Linked DNA regions of Mus musculus: region 1 is linked to region 2. Evidence: chromatin contacts called from ENCODE Hi-C or POLR2A ChIA-PET data. All regions are on one chromosome and are shown on one strand. The core of a region is the stretch at or near the end of the contact, and the rest is flanking DNA. Distances in the headings are between cores, read along the strand shown.

Evidence for each region. A loop is a pair of places that touch in the nucleus more often than their neighbours do. ChIA-PET counts read pairs that join two places held with the same protein, here RNA polymerase II (POLR2A).
Region 1: a loop to region 2 is called in a map of heart, with 2.5 times the contacts of the local background. The contact joins the promoter of Sh3gl1 here to the promoter of Yju2 in region 2. A Hi-C loop is called at or near these places in 2 of 37 maps with a recorded cell type or tissue (both heart). POLR2A ChIA-PET finds 5 or more read pairs at or near these places in 4 of 5 experiments (Patski and embryonic stem cell).

Annotation. Positions count from the first base shown.
Region 1 is chr17:56,034,227-56,039,424 of GRCm38, forward strand. It overlaps Sh3gl1 (SH3-domain GRB2-like 1), which reads right to left and starts at 2,411. Exons shown (of 10, transcript NM_013664.3): 1 at 2,189-2,411. The coding sequence starts at 2,233.
Region 2 is chr17:55,956,640-55,961,611 of GRCm38, forward strand. It overlaps Yju2 (YJU2 splicing factor), which reads left to right and starts at 2,548. Exons shown (of 8, transcript NM_028381.3): 1 at 2,548-2,622; 2 at 4,074-4,174. The coding sequence starts at 2,599. Gm16712 (predicted gene, 16712) reads right to left here and starts at 2,762. Exons shown (of 3, transcript NR_108021.1): 1 at 2,495-2,762; 2 at 223-337. It overlaps Ebi3 (Epstein-Barr virus induced gene 3), which reads left to right. Exons shown (of 5, transcript NM_015766.2): 5 at 1-383. The coding sequence ends at 138.

The sequences.
Region 1 (5,198 bases), core at 1,161-3,660, 77 kb after region 2:
AACCTTTCTCACAGGCATGGCCCAAGCAATTCCTTACACTGTTGCTCATCTCTCTGTGGAATCTACTCGAGCCAGCTCCACACCCAGGATTCTCGGGCTGTACTGCACAGCCACAGGATTAGCACATCTGGGGCTTCTTGGAACAGAAACCGGGCAACAAACTACGTGTTCACAGACCTCCCTGCAAAGATCCAGGGCTTGCATGACTATGGGTTGCAGGCTCTGAACTACTTGTTTGAATGGGGTTTCACTACATACCCTTGGAACTAACACTGTATACCAGGCTGGCCCTCAACTTGTAACAAAACCAGGGCTTCCTGTGTGGTAGGCAAGTACTCTACCAACTAGCTACACACCCAGATCTGTTGTCATTTTGAGATATGAAAGTTCTTACTTTGAAGCCCAGAGCCCGGGTCCTATCCTATCCTCTGCATTCCGAAAGCTATTCAGGAGTTCGAGAAGGGGAGCCAGCTGCTCCAACACTGGTGGGGTCTGGCCTCTGAGCTGAGTGAGACAAGCACTGGATTGGATGCACAGGCAGAAGACAGCCTCCTCCAGCCACACTAGCATCAACCCTGGTGACCTCTAGGGTATCAGACATAGCAGCCAAGCTGGCTCCACAGGCTTCACTTGGAACTCACTTGGCTTTTGATCCTCCTGCCTCAGCGGCCAGAGGGCCTGGGGTTACAGGCCTGCCAGGCTTTCCAGCAGTGTCCCATGTAAAATGCATGTCAAGCTGAGGTCATGGCTCAGGGTAGAGCTGTTGCCAGTGTGGTTGAGGTCCTGGGCTCCAACCCCAGCAAACATCCATCAAACGAGAGAGAAAGAGAGAGCGCACTCGCGAGCACAATCGATCTAGCAACCTGGAGGAAAAGGCAGAAGAAAAGAAACTCAAAACAGACAGGAGAAAACTCAGTCACGAACTTCTGGCCACTGAGGTTTGGTGACAAACATCTGTAACTCAGCACCGGGAGGCAGAGGCGGGAGGATAATGACTATGAGGCCACTCTGGCCTGACTGAGACAGAGATGAGACAACAAGGGTTTTCTCAAGCAGAAACCTGACAGAGCTGAGGGAACAGGCTCACTTGAGCCCAGGAGTTCAAGGCAAATATAAAACCTTCAACACACAAAGGTATCCTGTCATCCCAGCGCCTGAGAGGCAGGAAGATGGAAAATTCTGGGCCAGCCTGGACTACGAGCAAAACTTGGCCTCAAAAAACCCCCCAAAAGTTCCAGAGGGACATTACACTATAGGATGTCTGAAAGGAGCGCCTGCCTGCCTGGGGTAGGGTTCTCAATGTTTATACAACGGAGGCCAGGATGCCCACCCTACAGAACTCCTGAATGTCAACACAACCAGAAAGGAGAATTTCAGTTCAGAGTCATGATCGGATCGATTAAACACTAAACCCAAACCACCAAGTACCTATAGGAATCTATAGTATGGTACAGCCAACAAAAACGTATCTTTCAAAGAAGCATACATATGTTTTAGAAATAGGGACACAAACCTGACACATTTTGTAAACTGCAGAAGCCTGGAAAATTACTTTTCACTGTCTCTTTTCAACTTGCCACAGTGTCTACCAAGAGATTTTTCTTTCATTTTTGAGACAGGGTCTCCTTATGTTACGTAACCCTGGCTGGCCTCAAACTCAGAGATCTGCTTACCTGACTGCCTCAAGTGTGCAGGGATTAATGATGTATAACACCCAGTGAGCGAGAATGTTTGTTTTTGGTTTTTTAGGTTTTTTTTTTTTCAATCCGTCTTACAGACACCGGAGAGGGAAAAGAAGAATGGGACACTGATTATTTTTTAAGCCCTGTGTGGACTTGGTTTTTTTGGATATCAACCTAGACAAACATTTTCTGTGGCCTGAGGCTATGTGGTGAGAGTCTCGGAAGCATAGCCTGGAGACTTTGGGGGGGGGGGGGCTTGCCTTCCATGCTGCGATCCCAGGAATCGAACTTACGTTGTAAAGCCTGGCGGCAAGCCCCTCTCAATGAAGCCCTTTCGCCGGCCCTCCAGAGCTTTCTGAAAGCCGCCTAGACGCGCACACCCGGTGTCCCTCTTCAAAGCACGGGGACCCGGTCTCCCCTTCCCCGCTAGCCCAAGGGAAGCCAGCTCGGCTCGTCTGCGGTCCCCAAAGGCAGGCCCGAGACCAGATCGCCTGGCCTCGCCTCACCTGGCTCGCCTTGTAGAACTGCTTCTTCAGCCCCGCCACCGACATGCCGCCTGCCGCCGTCAGGCCTCCCGCTCGAACTCCGGTTTCCGCCGGCGCCGCCGAACCGACTTCTTTCCTCCGCGCGCAGGTCGGCGCCGCCACCGCCAAATCAGCTTGCCAGCTCTGCGCCCCCGCCCCGAAGCCACCTCGGCCGGCTAGCGCGCACGCGCGGCCGGGATATTACATGGCAACCGCACACTTCCGGTGACGCCCCCATATCGCCTCACCCCACCCTACAACGGCATCTGCGCGCGCTCCGCCTCTCTGCGCGTGCGCGCCCCCTGGAGGACAGAAAGAGCATTGCCGGGGGAGGAACGGCGGAAACCCTCCCACACCAACGAGATGAGGGGGCGCCTAGAGAGGCCAGAAATCTGTGTACGTGCGCGTGTACGCATGATGCAGCTCCCTCTAGAGTCCAGGAGTAGATATAAAGCCAAAAGTCAGTTTTAATTAATTAATATTTTATTTGTGCGTGGAGAAAGCGGAGCGGAATTTGCCAGCGAGAGTGTAATAAAGACAAAGCGAGGTAAAATGGAATATCTTAGGGGCTAGAGGAACGGTTGGTTCTCCAGGTAAAAGTGCTTGCTGCCCTGGCTGACATCGGGAGTTCAGTTCCTCGCATCCACATCAGGCTGCTTGCTCATAGCTAGCTGTCTGTAACTCCAGCTCCGGGTCACAGCCCTTTCCTGGCCTCCTTCAACTGCTCTCAAGTACACCGGGTCACATATATACCCATAACTTAAAAATTAATATGAGGTATGCCAGTGGTGATGCATGTACGCCTTTAATCCCGGCAGAGGCCCAAATGCTAACACGCCACCAGCCTTCTCTCTGGGGTCCTTCCTTCAGTGTCTCCCTTCTAATAAATCGCTGAGGATACAACTAGAAAAGAGAGTCCTTTATTTCCTTCTTCATAACTTTATTTCAGAGCAGATATTGCATAACCCAGGCTAAGCCTCAAACTTACTGTATAACCAAGGATGACCTTGAACTCCTGTCCAAGCTCCTCCACGTCCCAAGTGCTAAATCACAGGTGTGCACCAATGAGCCCCACTAGAAACATATTTTCAAAATAGTTCGCTCAGACTGTAGCTATCTCCTATTTCGAGTTCCATTGGTTCATTCCTGTCATGTACCAGCTATAGGACATCATTGCTTTTTTGCGCATTAGCCCTGCAGTGAGCTTCCTCTCATCATTAAGACAGAAAGAGGACTCTAATTGAATGATATCTGTGATGGCTTGTATATGCTCAGACCAGGGAGTGGCACTATTAGAAGTTGTGCCCCTGCTGGAGTAGGTGTGTCACTGTGGGTGTGAGCTTTAAGACCCTCATCCTAGCTGCCTGGAAGCCAGTATTCTGCTAGCAGCCCTCAGATGAAGATGTAGAACTCTCAGCTCCACCTTCACCATGTCTGCCTGGATATTGCTATGTTCCCGCCTGGATGATAATGAACTGAATCTCTGAACCTGTAAGCCAGTCCCAATTAAACATTGTTTTTTTTTTTTTAGATTTATTTTATTATTATATCTAAGTACACTGTAGCTGTCTTCAGACACACCAGAAGAGGGCATCAGATCTTATTAAGGATGGTTGTGAGCTACCATGTGGTTGCTGGGATTTGAACTCATGACCTTTGGAAGAGCAATCAGTGCTCTTACCCGCTGAGCCATCTCTCCAGCCCCCTAAACGTTGTTCTTATAAGAGTTGCCTTGGTCATGATGTCTGTTCACATTAGTAAAACCCTAACTAAGACAATATCTCTTCAATGAAGTCTCCCCAGGTTGACATATGTACCTTAACCCTTCTATCAACTGTTACAAATTTCAAAAACTATATAGAATATGCCAGGTGTGGCAATGCACACACCTTTAACCCAAGCCCCTGAGAAGCAGAGCAGATGGGTCTCCGAGTTTGCGGCCAGTCTGGACTACATAACCAGTTACAGACCAGGCAAGCATGACCTGGAGATTAATAATGAATGGAGGTAATGAGTAAATAAATCCTAAAGCAGACACAGGAAAATGGCTAGGGTTGAAATTGGTGAAAAGTTGGGGTGGTTTCATGAACCCAGAGATTACTGGAAGGTTCCAAATGACTCAAAGGGTTGTACTGCAGTAGATCAAAAAATATGTATGTGCCATCTTTACTGCTCCTGAATCCAGGAGTCTTTATAAAAAGTTTGGAGTATGAGTAGTTTCTGTTTCTTTTGTTTTTTTGAGACAGGGTAACATAAACCGGCCTCTCCTCTCTTAGTGCTGCAATAACAGGCCTGGGACACCATGTCTCCTTTCCGAAACAGAACTGGATGCCAGCCAGGGTTTCCTGGCACGCCCACCGCCCACCAGCAACTCACAAGACTCCCTCAAGGGTGCTCTTTATTTTATATGTTTTGAGATGGTGGAGGCTGGCTTCAAACTTGGTACTTAGCTCACCGTGGCCTTTAACTCCTAATCTTTCTGCCTTCACCTCCCAAATACAGGGCTGACAGGTCCTTGACAGCAGGATTGGCTCCACGAGACCCACACAATTCAATCAAATTATATTCTTCAGCAAGTCAGAGATTTGATGAGGTCCGTGACACTAGAGCACTCCTTACCTTCACTGAGCCCATGGCCCAAAAGCAATTCATACAACTAATTCATTAGCTAAATAACCCACTTACTAGCCACAGCTTCAAGAAAACTGTTGCAGGCATTCGAGCTGTTTGCAGATAAAGAAAGGTTTCTTCCTCCACCTAACAACAGCAGCAACAACAACAAGAAAAGATTTAGAAACTAGTGATTGGGTTCCAGATCAGCAAGGCTACATAGTGAGATTCTGTCTTAAAATTAAAAACAAAAACAAAAGACAGAGGCAATTATTCTTTTGTTGTTGTTGTTGTTTTTGAGACAGGGTTTCTCTGTATAGCCCAGGCTGTCCTGGAACTCACTCTGCAGACCAGGCTGGCCTCAAACTCAGAAATCCACCTG
Region 2 (4,972 bases), core at 1,298-3,797:
ACGACTTTCACCCTCAGGAACTCGAAACCCCATGCCAAGTATTGCATCCAGGTGTCAGCTCAGGACCTCACAGATTATGGGAAACCAAGTGACTGGAGCCTCCCTGGGCAAGTAGAAAGTGCACCCCATAAGCCCTGAAGAGGGACTGGATCCTTGATATCAGACCCTGATGTCGTCTACTTGAGGGTGGCAGGGTGGCCTGTCCTGAGTCTGAATACTGACTTTCCATGTACTGGGCTGCTCCGAAGCACTGGATAATTCACTTGACTTCTTCAGACCTCAATTTCCAACCCTGTGGGATGATCTTTCTTCTTCTGCCGGTGCGGGGCTTTGTGAACTTTGTGATTTAATTAGAAAGACGGATTAAATAAGAATCATCATCATCGTGGTGTTTTGTTTTGTTTCTTTGTTTCTTTGTTTTGAGACCGGGTTTCTCTGTGTAGCCCTGGCTGACCTAGAACTGACTCTGTAGACCAATCTATCTTCAAACTCACCGAGATCGCTTGCCTCTGCCTCCTAAGTGCTAGGATTAAAGACGTGCACCACCACCCAATAGGAATTACTATTAAAATTAAGAATTCCTCTTTGCCCATTTTAAATTTTTAAATATTTTATTTTCAAATATAAGTAAAGGGTTATGTGCAGTGCCCACTGAGGCCAGACGAGGGCGCCAGAGCCCGTGAAGCAGGAGTACCGGTCCACAGGGTGACTGCTGGGTCTTCAGCTAGAACAGCCTGTGCTCCAGCACAGGAGCGCCTCTTTATCCCTGTCTGTCCATCATGTCCATGGAGTGAGTGACGTTGGGGCTTGTCTGTGTTTGTGTGCACACAGCACACCTCAAGGCCTCATACCTCCAAGGCTTCACCGACTGAGTCATCTCCACGGGCCCCCAAACAAGGCCTTCATGACAAAAAGAAGTTAATGTGGCTCGAGGGTCAGGAGCCTGGGGGGACACAGAATGGTGCTAGCTTCAAAAAGGAATTCCACATGGTACAGTGCATGAAGGGGGGCATGAAAGTGGGAGAAAGGGAGAGGATGGAGCAAGGTGCAAGGCCCTGCAAAAGGACATGGCACAGGAGCTACCTGTAGGAGAATGTTGGAGACACACCCCTAGCACCTGTTTCCTCAGCTAAGAGGAAAATAGGACAAAGCCCAGCCTTGTTGAAATGAGGATATCGAGGGTGGGGGTAGGGATGGAGGATGGTGGCAAGCTAAAGACCAGCCTAGAAATCCTGTTTCAAAAAGACCAAAAGAATAGGAGGAGGAGGAGCAATGGGGGCTGGGCTCAATGCTGGGGCTTGTCATATTTTGTAGGCACAAATAATAAATAAACAAATGTAAAAAACGAATACTAAGCCTGGCAGTGGTGGTGCATGTCTTTAATCCCCAACACTAGAGGCAGCCACAGGCGCATCTTTGTTGAGTTTGAGGCCAACCTGGTCTACAGACTGAGTTCCAGGACAGCCAGCACTACACAGAGAAACCCTGTCTCAAAAACAAAAACAAAACAACAGCAAAGATACTATTTTTTAAAGAAAAAAGTAAAAAGAGTTGGGCACAGTGTCTCTTATTTGTAAACCCAGCACTTGGGAGTCAGAGGGAGGGGAGGACTACTGAGTTTTCAAGGTCAGCCTGGATTACGTGGTGAGTTCCTCTCTCATAAAAGAAGAAACGCACCGGGTGGTGGTGGCACAGGCCTTTAATCCCAGCACTTGGGAGGCAGAGGCAGGCAGGTTTCTGAGTTCGAGACCAGCCTGGTCTATAAAGTGAGTTCCAGAACAGCCAGGACCACACAGAGAAACCCTGTCTCGAAAAAAAAAAAAAAAAAAAAGGAGAAGAAAGAAGAAACGCACGCGCGCACGCACACACCACCACCACCACCAACAAAACACAATGAAAACCAGGCAGGTCACTGATTCCAGGCTTGCAGTAAGATTGTTTCAAATTTAAGGCCAAGCTGGACTGCAGAGTCTGCTCCAGGCCAGCCTGGGCATCTTAGTGAGAGGCTACCTCCCAGCATTAGAGCGCTGGGTGGTGTTTTCTGTGGTAGAGTGCCTGCCTGGCATATGCAAAGACCCTGGATTCCATCCCCAGCAGCAGAAATAAAGAAACTTAAGAAGAAGGAACACCAGAACGGGACATGGTGGCCTTTAATTATTTGGTCCCAGAACTCACAAGCAGGAGGATCTCCTTTAGTTTGTGACCACCCTGAGCTACATAGTGAGTTACAGGACAGCCAGGGACACACAGTGAGACTCTGACTCAAAAAAACAAACAGCATTGTTGATCAGAGTTAGGAGAGAAAATGTTATTATCCCAGGCAGCTTTCTCCATCCTTTCAGTGTGCTAGATAAGCGCACACAGGATCCACATGTCCCGGAACCTTTATTTCGGGTTTCAACTACCGGCACCCGGAAGGGAACGGAAGCGCACTCCCGACTCGGATCGACAAAGATTGCAGCCAATGAGAACGATGAAGCGGGTAGGCACCAACCAGTGAGCCGGCTTAGGAAGTGGCGACACTGAGGCGCTGAATCGGAGAAACTCCCCGTAGACTGAGGACCGCTTCTTCGCTTGTTCGCTGGACAGGAAGCGAAAATGTCGGAACGGAAAGTTTTAAACGTAAGTGCTCAGAGTCTAAATGTTCCTACAGAGGGTGAAGTGTGCGAGGGCTCCGGGCGAGGCGTGCTTCCTTCCGGTCATTTCCTTTTGCAAGCCCCTCTCGCGCACACGCACGCACACGCACGCGCGTCTTCCAGTCGGGCGGGAGCTTTCCAAACTCTTGCCAATCACATTTTTGGGGGCGGTCGTTAGCTTCCCCCTCTCCCCGCCCCCCCCCCCCCAGCTTCGTGAGTAACCAATCATCACCAGGGAAGCGGAGCTTCTGTCACTTTACCCAATTGGGGGCAGGACTGCTTCTTTGTGGGTTTTCCCCAGATCAGATCAGGGGATGTTGTTGGTCACCTCAGTTCTTCCCGGCTTTTGTTGAATTAATATCCGAAACCTTTTGCAGAGATGTCTACATCATGTTGGGGTTTCTGGGGTGACTCAGTCTCCACTCTTGGAAAATTTTGCTCTCCATTTCCTGGATCTGTTTTTTAAATGTTTGCTTTGGGTTAAGGTTTCACTGTACACAGAAGGCCCAGAATGGCCTCGAACTCACAGACCAAAAGTTTGTACACCTAAGATGGGCTATATTCACTTTTTAAAGGATTAGTTTTATTTTCACTTTATGTTTTTCCTTCATGTCTGTCTGTGCAGCACGTTTGTGTGCACTGCCCAGGCTGACTGTAAACTCACAGTTCTGCATCAGCCTCCTGAGTGCTGGTATGACAGTTGTACACCATCATTCCCGTCTACCGCCTGAATTAGCAAAGCTTCCTCTCTCGTGAGCCTGGTTGCCAGTAGGTGTCAAAAGCAGAGCCTCCTTGTTGGTGGTCCACATAGCTTCTTTTTGGGGGAGAGGGGAGTTGTCTCTCTTCAGCCCCCTGTCTCAAATTCCCGGGTGCTGGGTTTGGACATTGGCATGCCAGTAACCCAGAGTGGTTGTCCCTGTGCGCCTCACCCCAGCCTCCCAAGCACACAGAGAGGCCAGAGCCTGTTCTCCCCAAGGAGATTCACTGGCCAGATTTTGCCCTGGGATGGTGCCCTGCAGCCTGTGTGGTACCCTAGTGCAGGTTAGGCCACCATTGACAAGGTCTGATTTATGTCGGGCCTCCATTTCCTCATGAGTGTCTAGAATCTTATCATGTGATAGGCAGCAGGGGTCCACCCTTACTGCAAACCCTGGGCCTCTAGAACCTTCCCTAGAAGGCATGTCACAGCGTAGGAAAGTGACCCACCACACTATATAATTTGTGTTGGAAGCTTGTGCACTCCTCCCTGTCCCAACTTCTCTTCTCATGACTGTGCTTCAAACAGCTCATGTCTGGAAAGGCTCCAGCAAGCTGAATCCTGAGCAGATAGATCCCTTAAACCAGAGTATCCTGCGTCTGCTAACATGGCTCTCAGACCCCATTCCTGCCCGTATGGGACCTGAGCACCAGAAAACAGCAACGCCCTCTTCTCCACAGAAATACTACCCACCTGACTTTGACCCATCGAAGATCCCGAAACTCAAGCTACCCAAGGACCGGCAGTATGTGGTGCGTCTGATGGCCCCCTTCAACATGAGGTGAATCCCTGGGGACATGAGGCTGGAGGCTGATTCTCTGGAGAAACAACAAACAAAGATAATAGTTCCCACCCTCACAGAGTCCCCAACCCCTATCTCAGTAGAAAATCAGAGTGACACTTGGCCCTGCAGGATTTTGGACCCTCTAGTGGCAGCCCTCCTCCTGCCCAGGGCCTTTGCACCACCTATGGCATCTGCCTGCAGATCTCTTGTAGCCAGCTTCTCTGACAGAGCCTGTCTCCCATCTCATCCCAGGCAGGCTGCCAGCCTCCTCTTAGACCTTCACCCCCACTTTCCTGGGTTCAACCAGCTTTGAACCAGACAGTTATTCACACTTGACTGTGTGTGAGAATCACAATCCTGTAAGTCACACCTGTACAGTCACTGAGGATGGAGAAGCTGTCCGTGTGACTAATTGATTATATCTTGTCTTCATTTCTTTGTTTGCTCCTGTCTTAGACACTGTGAACATGGGAGCTCTTAGAAGAGAAAGCATCTAATTGGAGTTTGCTTACAGTTTCAGAGGGTTAGTCCATTGTCACCATGGTGGGGAACATGGCAGTCATGGTGCTTGAGAAGTAGTTGGAGACTACATCCTGATCTGCAGGCAGAAAGAGAGAAACACCAGATGTGCTGTGGGTTTCTGAAACCTCATAACTCACCCCTAGTGACACTTCTCCAGCAAGGCCACACCTCCTAATCATCTTCCTCCTCCCGACCCCCCAAGACTCCTCGGTGACTAAGCATTCAAATCTATGACTCTTAGGGACCATTCTCATCCACACCACCGCACTCCTC